Regions from separate parts of the Homo sapiens genome. Here region 1 is linked to region 2. Evidence: chromatin contacts called from ENCODE Hi-C data. All regions are on one chromosome and are shown on one strand. The core of a region is the stretch at or near the end of the contact, and the rest is flanking DNA. Distances in the headings are between cores, read along the strand shown.

Evidence for each region. A loop is a pair of places that touch in the nucleus more often than their neighbours do. Pooled maps may share reads with other maps.
Region 1: a loop to region 2 is called in a map of body of pancreas, with 2.3 times the contacts of the local background. The contact joins two enhancer-like sites. A Hi-C loop is called at or near these places in 38 of 168 maps with a recorded cell type or tissue (IMR-90, PC-3, Right ventricle myocardium inferior and 22 more) and 27 of 50 pooled maps.

The regions. Positions count from the first base shown.
Region 1 is chr10:51,419,649-51,425,025 of GRCh38, reverse strand. All of the region lies in intron 2 of PRKG1 (protein kinase cGMP-dependent 1), which reads right to left. Among named protein-coding and RNA genes, the nearest start is that of MIR605, 120 kb to the right of the region's middle. Within about 2 kb of position 2,550, at least 9 of the 41 ENCODE cell types and tissues checked have a DNase peak (open chromatin) inside an H3K27ac peak, as active enhancers do.
Region 2 is chr10:51,081,583-51,087,348 of GRCh38, reverse strand. The region is part of intron 1 of PRKG1 (protein kinase cGMP-dependent 1); the gene reads right to left. Among named protein-coding and RNA genes, the nearest start is that of PRKG1, 10 kb to the right of the region's middle. RefSeq lists an enhancer at 3,912-4,433. Within about 2 kb of position 3,593, at least 2 of the 41 ENCODE cell types and tissues checked have a DNase peak (open chromatin) inside an H3K27ac peak, as active enhancers do.

The DNA of each region.
Region 1 (5,377 bases), core at 1,301-3,800, 340 kb before region 2:
GAAAGATGGGAGGAAAGGAAGGAGGGAGGGCTGTATTCTGTTCAGAAGATTTAAAGTGTAAGTAGAATATTAAAGAATCAATCAGGAAAATAATTTTAAAAATGTATATCCGCATTCCTTATGGTAATACAGAATTGAACTGTTAGAGAACAAAATAGCAGGGAAAATAATCTTTCTGGGGTATTAAAAGAGGGAATTAATTCTTGACTTCACCAGAAGGATCTATTTGCTACTGTGGCTAGTCTAATGCATCAGGAAAAAAAGCAATATGGTGTCATCTTAAAGCACCCTTGAAATATAAACACTAAGATAGATCAATTTAGAGAAACATGGGGGTCTTTCATCACCTATTAATAACAACAAATCTTAGTAGGGGTCATGTAACTGTTCCACAGTTATTCTTATTTAAATGTTTCATGGAAGATGACAAGAAGTACCTATATAGGAATATGTTGTAAACATGATCACATGGATATAATCAACGCTACCCTCCAAAGCAGTCTTGCAAGAAGACAGTTAATTTTAGGCAACAGTTCAAATCATTTTAACACAGGTACCTATTAAGATTATAACGCCATAGTTGCCTTTCCTTTTTTAAAAAAAATCTAAAAAGTTCTTGAAAGAATTTTTCTTTCAAATTACTGCTTTAGAAAATATTGGAAAGGTATCATATTTGAAAGATCTGTAATTCATAAGATAAAATTTATGAAATATATGTGGAAAAAATATAACATTAATATAGATATCCATGTATATATAAATAAAATGAATGATACTCTAGAATGGTCCAAAGAGAACTGGACTCAACTCTGGTTTAAAGATAGCTATGTGACCCCTGGATAACAGTTTGCTTTCTGGGCTTCAGATTCTTTTATGTTAAAATTAAGAGGGAGCAGAGTATGTTTTATCTTAGGTATTTTCCAACAATAAAATGCCAGAGTCTCAAATATCTGCAATTTGATATTTCAATTTAGGTACCATAATAGTCCAAAAGGCACAGAAGAGTCTTTGTATTATTTTTGGAAAGCATGGTCTCAGGACAATTGCAGCATAGGAATATTAAACATGACACAGCTCCAAATGTAGCAAACATAATATGGTAGTATAATTTAATATGATGATCATAGTTCAATTTATGCCCTATTTTTACCCTAAGTAAAACTACTATTCATTTATTTCTAAAATCTGCTTTTGGCCAACATATTTTAAATAAAAAATAATCACAGAAGATGAAATATTCCAGTGACCTCTGCGAACTATGTCCTAAAAATATTCATCTTAGCCTTCCAGATAAACCCTCAGGAGGTTGGAATAATAATGCTATAGCCATCATAATATAGATATTGCTTTGTTTATATTATTAATTGGCAATTGTTATTCATATTGAGGAATACCAATATATTGAGATCATTACAAGGAACAAATTTTCTCAAAAATTGAAAAATAAATTCAATCCCTTTGAAATACTTAAGTAGATGAGAACCACTGAGAGTCTTTATGGTGAACAGAAGGTTTTGTAGGAAGAAATCTGGAGAAAAAAAATCATCAGAATGAACCAGAAATAGGGAAAAGGAGACAGGATAGATGCCTATTTTTGGAAAAAGGAGGAACAAGGAAGACAAAGAGATATGAAGAAAGCAAATATCTCTTCTTCAACATTATTAGAAAGATGGTAGGTTGTTGTTTTAAATACGCAATTGCAAGTGCAAGAATGGAATTTATATTCTCAATGTGAAATTTCGAAGTCATTATTAAGAGAAAGAGATTGCGTAACTACTGCAGGTCAGGCTAGGAAGTCAGACATATCGAGTATGCTGATCAACCTGGTGTCATTTTGGAAAATCTCTTCTTCATGTGGAAAGAAGCAAGATGTCACACACTTGATTTGAATAGAGAAATATAACTCTGCTTGAACAGGGTGTGAATGGTTATTCTTTCTTCTTTCAGATCCTTGGGTTATTCACTCTTCAAACCACTATTATTTGGCTTCTATAAGTAAGGAACCGGTACATTGGTGTTTTTAGGGTTAGCTTCTATAATCCATTTTCAGAAAAAAAAAAAAAACCTATTTCAATGGAGATCAAGTGCTGTATACTTTGTAAAAACATCTTCACTCTTCAATCGCCCTCCCTCAAACCAGAAGCAGTGTCTGAATAATTCCTTTAAGTAAATTATAACCTAGCCCAGTTTTGATCAGATAAAGGCAATCATGACATTGTGGTACCTCCACTAGATGGCAGCAGCAGGCATGAGTGTGGCCCGTGAAGTGCTGGGTCACCAGGGATTTAAAAAACAAAAAAGAAACTTAAAAAGGAAAGGCAGGAGAATTTCAGCAGCAGAATCTTAGACAGAGGCCTGGAAACATACAAGATTCAAGATGAAAAAGGACAGAAACAAAGGACTAGAAACAGAAAACAATCACTAGAACTTGTGCTGTTAGGGCTGCTGAAGTTGGAGCTGACAAAGTATGTGAAGAGTCCCCCAAGTCTGGCCAAATTCACTCTGCCCTGTGTGGAGGAGCTGCCTGGAGTTGGGACATGCTTAGCAGGACTTCTCTGAGATGTTGCAAAGCAGAGGGGATGGGGCCGGCAACTGGCCCATGAAAACACGTGAATAATCAATGCAGGCACAGCTTTTCTCCCCTCTGTACTACCCATCATGCTAAACGTCTAGGACTCACCTAGCTGTGGCATCCTATGGAGTCCCCTTTCTTACAGAAACCTCACAGTGCCATCCTTTCCTAACTACAGAGTTTGGATCTCTTAACCAAACCAGAACACTTTGGAGTGAAACTATTGTGGTTAATAATCATGCCTGAACATCAAGCACAACTCAGGTTGTTTGGGCAAATAGAGATGTGTGGAGATCCAGTTCCTCACTTTCCTTCATGACAACTTTTAAAGCTCTCAGAGCCCTGGTAAGTAGATGAACTGAACTTGCCTTTTCATTATCTCTTCTCCACTCAAGGGTGCCTGGCACAGAGTAAGCAAACACTCTATAAATAGAGCTTGTGAAGTGAATGAGTAATGGTGGCTGATGCTGTCTTCGCATCTTCAAAAGACATTTGGTCCAATCTCCAAATTGTATGATTTTACAAATGTGGAAAACTAAGATTCAGAGAGGTTAAGTGACTTGTTCAGTATCAATATAGCAGTAAGTAGCAGAAACAGGCTAGCTCCTGACTCCTACACAAGTATTTTTCCATATCAGTGTTTCAATAGGGATCTTAGAATGAGTGGGCAACATAACTCAAACTAACAATTCAGTATCTTTGCCCTGTGTGAGTCAAGAACTTAAAGGAAGAATACATTACAAATCATTCATCCAAGAGGAGACATTATGACATGATGCTCTGGAGAGGGCACCAAAGCAAGTGTGCAGGAGACAGACATGGAGGATAGATAACAAAAAGGCGAGTTCAGTTCATCTACTTACCAGGGCTCTGAGAGCCTGAAAAGTTGCCATGAAGAAAAACGAGGAACTGGGGAAAGTGTCTCTCCAGGCAGGGTTGACCTGGAGAGATTATGACCTATCTAAAAGGTATCGGGGCCAGGCACAGTGCCTCACTCTTGTAATCCCAGCACTCTAGGAGGCCAAGGCAGGAGGATCACTTGAGGCCAGGTGTTTGAGACCAGCCTGGCCAACATAGCAAGATAACATCTCTACAAAAAACAATTTTTAAAAAATTAGCTAGGCATGGTGACATGTGCCTCATAGTATTAAATACTTGGGAGGCTGAGGTGGGAAAATTGCTTGAGGCCAGGAGTTCAAAGCTGCCAGGAGCTATAATCATGCCACTGCCCTCCAACCTGGGTGACAGAACAAGACCCTGTTTCTAAAACAAACAAACAAACAAACAAACAAGAAATAAAAGGCACAGAGTGCCATAGCTGCAGCACATGGCAGCCAGGTGGAAATACTGTTTCTTCAACAAAGACTTGTGATATAGTTTGGATATTTGCCCCTGCCCAAATCTCATGTTGAATTGTAATCCCCAATGCTGGAGGTGGGGCCTGGTGGGAGGTGTCTGGATCATGGGGGAAGATCCCTCAAGGCTTGATGCTGTCTATGTGATAGTGAGTTCTTACCAGATCTGGTCATTTAAAAGTGTGTGACACCTCCCCACTCCCTCTCTTACTCCTACTTTTACCATGTGAAGTGCCCGCTCCTGCTTCAGCTTCTACCATGATTGGAAGCTTCCTGAGGCCTCAGCAGAAGCAAATGCTTGCACTATGCTTCCTGCACAGCCTGCAGAACTGTGAGCCAATTAAACCTCTGTTTTAACAAATTACCCAGTCTCAGGTATTTCTTTAGAGCAAGGCAAGAACGGCCTAATACAACCTGAAGGTACAGATTTTATGTGAGATCTTCCCATGTTTTTAGTGTAAGAAAAGTTGTGAAACCTTTGTCAGCCAAATCAATGTATCTGTGGTTCACCTTTGACCTATAGCTACTGTGGTTCTCAGCCCCTAGATGATACCTCTGGATTTGCTGTTTTCACTGGTTTAGGGACGTGGGCTGGGCAGCAAGAATTTTCAAAGCACCCCAGGTGATCTGTGGTGCAACCATGATTAAGCCTTACAATTTAAGATACAGTCATCCTGGGCATCAACTGGGAGTTTGCTAGAAATAAGAAATCTGGAGTCCCAACAAATTCTGTTGAATCTACATGATTCTACTGAACCAAAAATCTTCATTTTAAGCAGATTCCCAGCTGATTGATTTAAGAAATCCTGCTCAAGAGAAGGAGGTCTATTCAGATAGTAATACTAATACTATGTCATTTAAAAGTGTGTGGCACCCACCTCTCAATTCTCTTGCTCCTAATTTCACCATGCAAATTGCCTGCTCCCGCTTCAACTTCCACCATGACTGGAAGCTTCCTGAGGTCTCCCCCAGTTTCCATTTGGCAAACAACCCAAGCCAATGCCAGACATAAAAACAGTGACTTTACTCCCCTTCCTGCTTATCTTCCAGACCTGCCCCCCAACATCCCAGAATGGAAGAGGAGCCTTTCATTTTCTTTTATTCTGGGGTTATTTTGTTTTGTAACAGTTTTGTTCTTGTGCCTGGGTATGAACAAGCATTAAACTAGTTCAGAAGAGAATGTATCTAAACACTTGTTCTTTGATAGGGCAGAACTTTAATTATGCTGCTACACTAGACAAATCTTGTCCCAGGGACTCCACAAGAAGATAGCTCACCAAAAAAAAAAAAAAAATTATTGGCTCTCTCTCTGAACAAGAACTCGATTAATCTTAAATCTAACCTCTGGCGTTTTTTTGGTTCCACATCACTAATTTTATCATATATCTTTTTCACCTGTCAGATGTCTCTGGCACAAATGTCAGGGCACTGTCCCTTATATGACATAATC
Region 2 (5,766 bases), core at 2,344-4,843:
GGACAAATATTTTTAGTAATTATCATCATTATCATCATCATCATCATCATCATCATCATCAATAATTGACCATTAAAGACAAGGCTAAAAAGTAACAATTACTACTTTCACTTTATCAAAGATTTCTTTGGAGAGGAAATTGTTTCTAGGTCCAGAAAAAAAATGAAGAAAAAAAAGTGAGCCTAATTTGAGCAAGAGAAGTTGTTAATATTATATTCTTCCTTTCATGATGATAAAGCAATGGATTGATCTACAAAAAGAAGTGTTGAAATCTATTAACAGGAGTCAAGAAAGAGAGGGAAAAGCTGTCAGAGACGATTTAAAAACTCACTAGCAAGGGTTTTCTGAGATATTCTTTAATAACCTCTAAGACCATCTTGCAGAGAATCTCACTCTTGCCAAGAAAAATAAATGTATACTTGAGCCATTTTCCATCCATCACCCTGACAGTAACCCTTAGGAATCCAGAAGATGGAGCACTGCTCTATTACGATAGATGACTTACATAGCACAGGACTTCAGTGACTGCACCAAAAGATAAGACGAACCTCAGATGAGAAAGGGTCACTCGAGAAGAGTATCCTCCTCTTTGATGATCAGTGTTTTTGCTTTTACACTTCAGGATAAAGGAGCTAGTAATCTGTTTGTTCAACTTGATACACCTGTCTGCACACCAAATTTGGTATATTCACCAAAATATTTCAATATTGGTTCTTCTGTTCTCCATTTTCTAAGGGGGTGAGTTGCTTAAACTATCGTGGTTATATAATGAATAGAATATGAATTTTAATGGATACTCTTCAAATATCAGAATTTTTGGAAAAAAGTTATTATAATTATTTAAAAACATGTAAGCAAACACCCAAACACACATATCCATAATGCTTCTAAGTGCCTAAATTCTCTATTTCTGGAAGTTCTTTCTCTAATTATTGTTATTGGAAAGGACATGGGCTACACCCTTTTAGCTGTTATCTATCAGAAAGAAAACACTTTTATTAAGCTGAGCATTTCCCACCAAAAGCCAAAAGGAAGGGAAAATAAATATGTTAATGCCTTCAGCAAACCAACGGAAAGGCAAAGCCTAGATAAATTCATGAAGTATGTAAAAGGTGTCAAGAAGTTAAAAAAGATAACTCATTCACAGTGAGCTTATTTTATTTATTTGCCATTGCTTTCCATGAGGACAGTTTCAAAGTAACATCTACTTATTTGTATGCCATTCAGTGCTACATAAACAGGGAATCACTTAGTTCTCGCTTAGTTCCTTTTTTTCCAACAAGAGAATATAGGTTTCCATACTAAGTAATGGTAAAACATCTGGAAAGCAGAATCAGGCAAGTCACAATTTTTCATGTCATATTTTCCTTTGATGAAGAACAAAGAATCGAAGTAAAATTTTGAAGAAGAGAAAAATGACTTTTTCCTGACCAAGGATAAAATTCTTTTTAAAAGTTATAGCATTCTTTCTTTCACATTATTTCTAAAGCTTTTCAGATCTATAACAAGAAACACTGCTCATACAAGTGTATGATGGAGTTCACATTACATTTTTATAAAGCTAGGTATTAAATGAATAACTACAAACTTCGAGCAATTCTTTCATTTTGCACTGTACCATACACTACGGGGTAAAAAGATTTTCCTCTAACATTCAGAACTGAAAAAAAAGTTACATTAAGTAAAATCCATTTGCTCAGAGAGGAACTCACTGAATCGATCTCCCAGCCAAAAAAAAAACACTACTCTTACTTTTCTAAGTGTCTTTGGGCGTACTTTTCTAAGCTTTGGTACCCTCCAAAAGTTCAAAAATAAAAGAGTAGCAATTACCGAGAATGAAGACTATGATTCACATGAAGTTCTGTACTCAACAGTGCATGCAGTGTACACTCTAGGGTTCATTCCAGTGCATATTTTCTTATTTCTCTCTTCCCACTGACATAATGAGTTGTCAACACAGGCTTAGCAAAATGGTACCTGTCACTTTCAGATGTTTAATATTTCTCTGTGAAGGATATGGTGACACTCTGTCAAACCAGCACAAATCTAATCTAAGGCTATCTTCTCTTACTCGCTTTAATACAAAACGTGTTACTTAGTCACCAGTGAATTAGGTAACGTAGGTATTAGGAAGATACAAGTGTGGAGCTGTGCTTCCTTTTACAGCATGTTTGCCAGCCACCTGTAGGCATGGTAGCTTATGACCAACCCACCCTATTTTCCATCTGTAGCAATTACTCCAGAGGAGCAAAACTTAGATTTTGCATTTTTCTTTTTTGTCCTGGCCATATTTTCTTCTTTCTTTTCAGTCCAAACTTAGAAGCATTGTCAAAACCATAATTTACTGATAAAACTGGACCATTAAGATGATGTACAGTATATCCAGAAGATATGTTTTTTCCTCACATTATCTCCTTATTCCTTGGCCAAGATCTGGTGAAAGCTTGATATTACCATAATACAATTGTTTCTGAAAATAGTCCAAGTATTCTGCTTAACTAGAGTGTATTTGTCATCATTGACATTCAATCCAATTAACCAAATTAAACTGACTGGATGATACTATAATTACCTCATGTTCAAAGAAGTACAATGTTACTTCTTAACAGTAGGTAGGGTCTAAAAGTGAGAAAATGACACTAAATATTAGAAGGTCAATAACATTAGATCTGTTTTTTGATGCATATTATAATCACATAAAAATAATGTAAGGTATTTACTCATGTTTTATGCCCAGCCAAAGCATAAGTAAATAGCTTACATTATTTTCTCTCCACCTCTATGTAGAAGTGAATTAAATTACATCTATCTTAAAGCAAATCTGAAGTTTAATTTACATTTATGATCTTTAGAAAGGCAAAAGTAATTAACATTATTTTATTTTTGATGCAGGTGAAAGTAGTATATCTTGGTAGTAAATTGTCACTAATTTCTTCTTTTTATATGAACTCCCATCCTTTCATAGGTTGGAATAAAAGAATGCAAAGACACAGATATTTTCCCAGTGTCCTACCACCAACTTCTGCCTATCATTCTGCTTCTAACTGCTAAGTCATAATAATTAAACACATGTTTTTGGTCATGTTTTTCATTGTTTCTAATTCCTCTTATCCCTCCCCAATTACGCGCAATAACCAAATGCACTCCATGAAGCTGGATTCATAATGAAAGTGTTTACTTTACTTATGATTAACTTCCCTGCATAATTAATGTCCCCAATCCTCCGGGTAGCCTTATTACATCTATTCTGTTTTAACATACTATCTGTCAGCTGAATACATTTTCATATTTTAGGAGTGGGGAAAAGACAGAAAAGCTCCTTGCTGACTCCGATTCTAAGATTATTTTTATCAAAAAGTATTTGCAATTATATTAGCTATTTTCATTGCTTATATAAAGTGCTATATTGGCTGATCCTCACCTGAGAAGGTAATGATTAAATTACAAATGTAAATAGGCTCCTAGCAGAGACCATTAGCAACACCTTGAGGACTTTGTAACAAGGATCTAAGGGGACAGAGGGCAGGAAAGACACACAGAGCTGGCAATAGGGGCAGCAGTGAGGTCTGACCACAGGGTTTAGGAATTCTCATTTCCCCTGGAAGTCTTCATGAGGGACACACCAAGATCTTTTATTGCAGGTGTCGTCTCCGACCTCTCAACTGCCAGCAATGCCCAGATCTGTCCACTTAAACCAAGCCTCCTGGAAAGGGGGCTGAAAGGTTGATGTGCTAGTTCTGCTTTCTCTGAAGTCTCCTCGGAAAGTACTCCTCAGCCTGAGCTCACGCTGTTTGCCTTAAAAGGATAAAATATCTGTAGGAAAAAAAAAAAAAACTGTAGCTGGCTGCAGAGACATCACATACCAAGAGAGACGCTACAAGCCCAGGACTGCTCTTCCAAGAGGCGCTCATCATTGTTTCACCTTCAACTTAGCATTGGATAGCAGGAGCTGGGACCCAAAGAAACTATCTGGCCACAGAGGCAGCTGCCCTCAGCAAGAATTTAAAAACAAAACAAACAAACAAAAAACTTGGGATGAAAGCTGATCCTAATGTGTGTCACATTTGAAAGTGGCCAGGAACCCTGGCTGGCAGGAAAGGGGAAACAAACTTACCCACTGAACAGAGCTGCTGCCACTTTTGTGTGCCCCAGGTCCTTAACAGGTAACCCCAGAGATTAAAGTGATGCTGATAGGTTCAGATGCTAGGGAGATTGGGGAGCTGAAGCTGCCTGGCTCCACTGCAAGCCAGGGACTTGGGTTGCTCAAAAAGAAACAAGAAAGGTGCTTCCCCAAAGAATAGGAATTCAAGTAGTCTGTAACAATCAACAATGAATGGGTCATAGCAGAGGTTTCTCAACCCTGGCTGAATATTATAATCACTTTGGGAGTAAAAATAATATACCTATACCTCAGGTCTACCCCAGAGCAATTAAATCATAGGCTCTGGAGGTGGTGCCCAGCAAATGTATGTTTTAAAGCTCCCTAGGTGATTGTAACATACAGCTATGTTTGAGAACCAATGGGCTAGGTAGGGAAATGATCACTTGTTTAGGAGAATAAACAAGAAGGCATCAACTAAACTACACGTACAATTTGTCTACACGTACAATTTGGCAAAAAAAAAAATCCAGCTATGCTTTCGCAGGCCCCTAGTGCTTAAAGGTTTTAGCCAATAGAGACATTCAACTCTTTAGATGAACACTTTATCCTGGTCTTTTGTTTAATATCACACACAAATGTACACACACAACAAACACACACACTCCTCTTGTCATCTTCCTATTAGAGTGGTTATCAAATTTTGCTACACGTTAAAGTTACATGGAGAATCATCAAAAATTACTGATATGTAGCTTCCAACACCCGGACATTCTGATTTTAATTGGTTTGTGGTACAATCTAGGAATTGGATTTTTATGTTCCCCATGTGATTCTAATGCGCAGGAAAGTTTGGGAACCGCCGTCCTACATTATTTCTTCCACTAGTCCCAGAGTCCTTCTGCTTCCTATTTAATTATTGGTGAACAGATACACCCCAGAGAATGACCTATATGTTATTCATAAAGTTTTCCTGCAGCTACCTAATCCCCATGACCCTTTGGGCAGTAAGAGAGCCTAGTGGCTAAGGAGAAAAGCTCTGGAGCTCAAATTCAGGCTCAACCTAGTGTGACTGTGGGCAAGTTGCTTCACTTCTCTGCGCCCCAGAGTTCTTTTTCTCATGCTGTGAAATTGGGATAATCCAGAATCTTCCTCATAGGGTTGTTTTTGTCCTAAAAAAAAGATGATCAGGTGGGGTGCGGTGGCTTACATATGTATTCCCAGCACTTTCTTTGGAGGCCCAGATGCTGGAGAATCATTTGAGGCCAGAAGTTCAAGACCAGCCTGTGCAACTGAGACCCTGTCTCTACAGAAAAAAATTAAAAATTATCCAGGTGTGGTGCTATGTGCCTATAATCTTGGCTACTCTGGAGGCTGAGGCAAGAGGATCACTTGAGCCCAGGAGTTTGAAGCTGCAGTGAGCTATGGCTGTGTCACTGCACTCCAGCCTGGGCAATAAGACAGAAAGAACCTGTCTCAATCAATCAATCAATCATTCAATCAATGAAAGAGACAATCTATATAAAGCACAGGAGCAGTGCCTGGCACAGAGTTAGTGCTCCATAAATGTTACCCAATCTGATGATGATGAGCAGTGTAATTCTTGATGCTTTCATTCAGAAGCAGGATGCACTGAGTTGTTGCCCTTATTCTTGTCCTCTGCACTG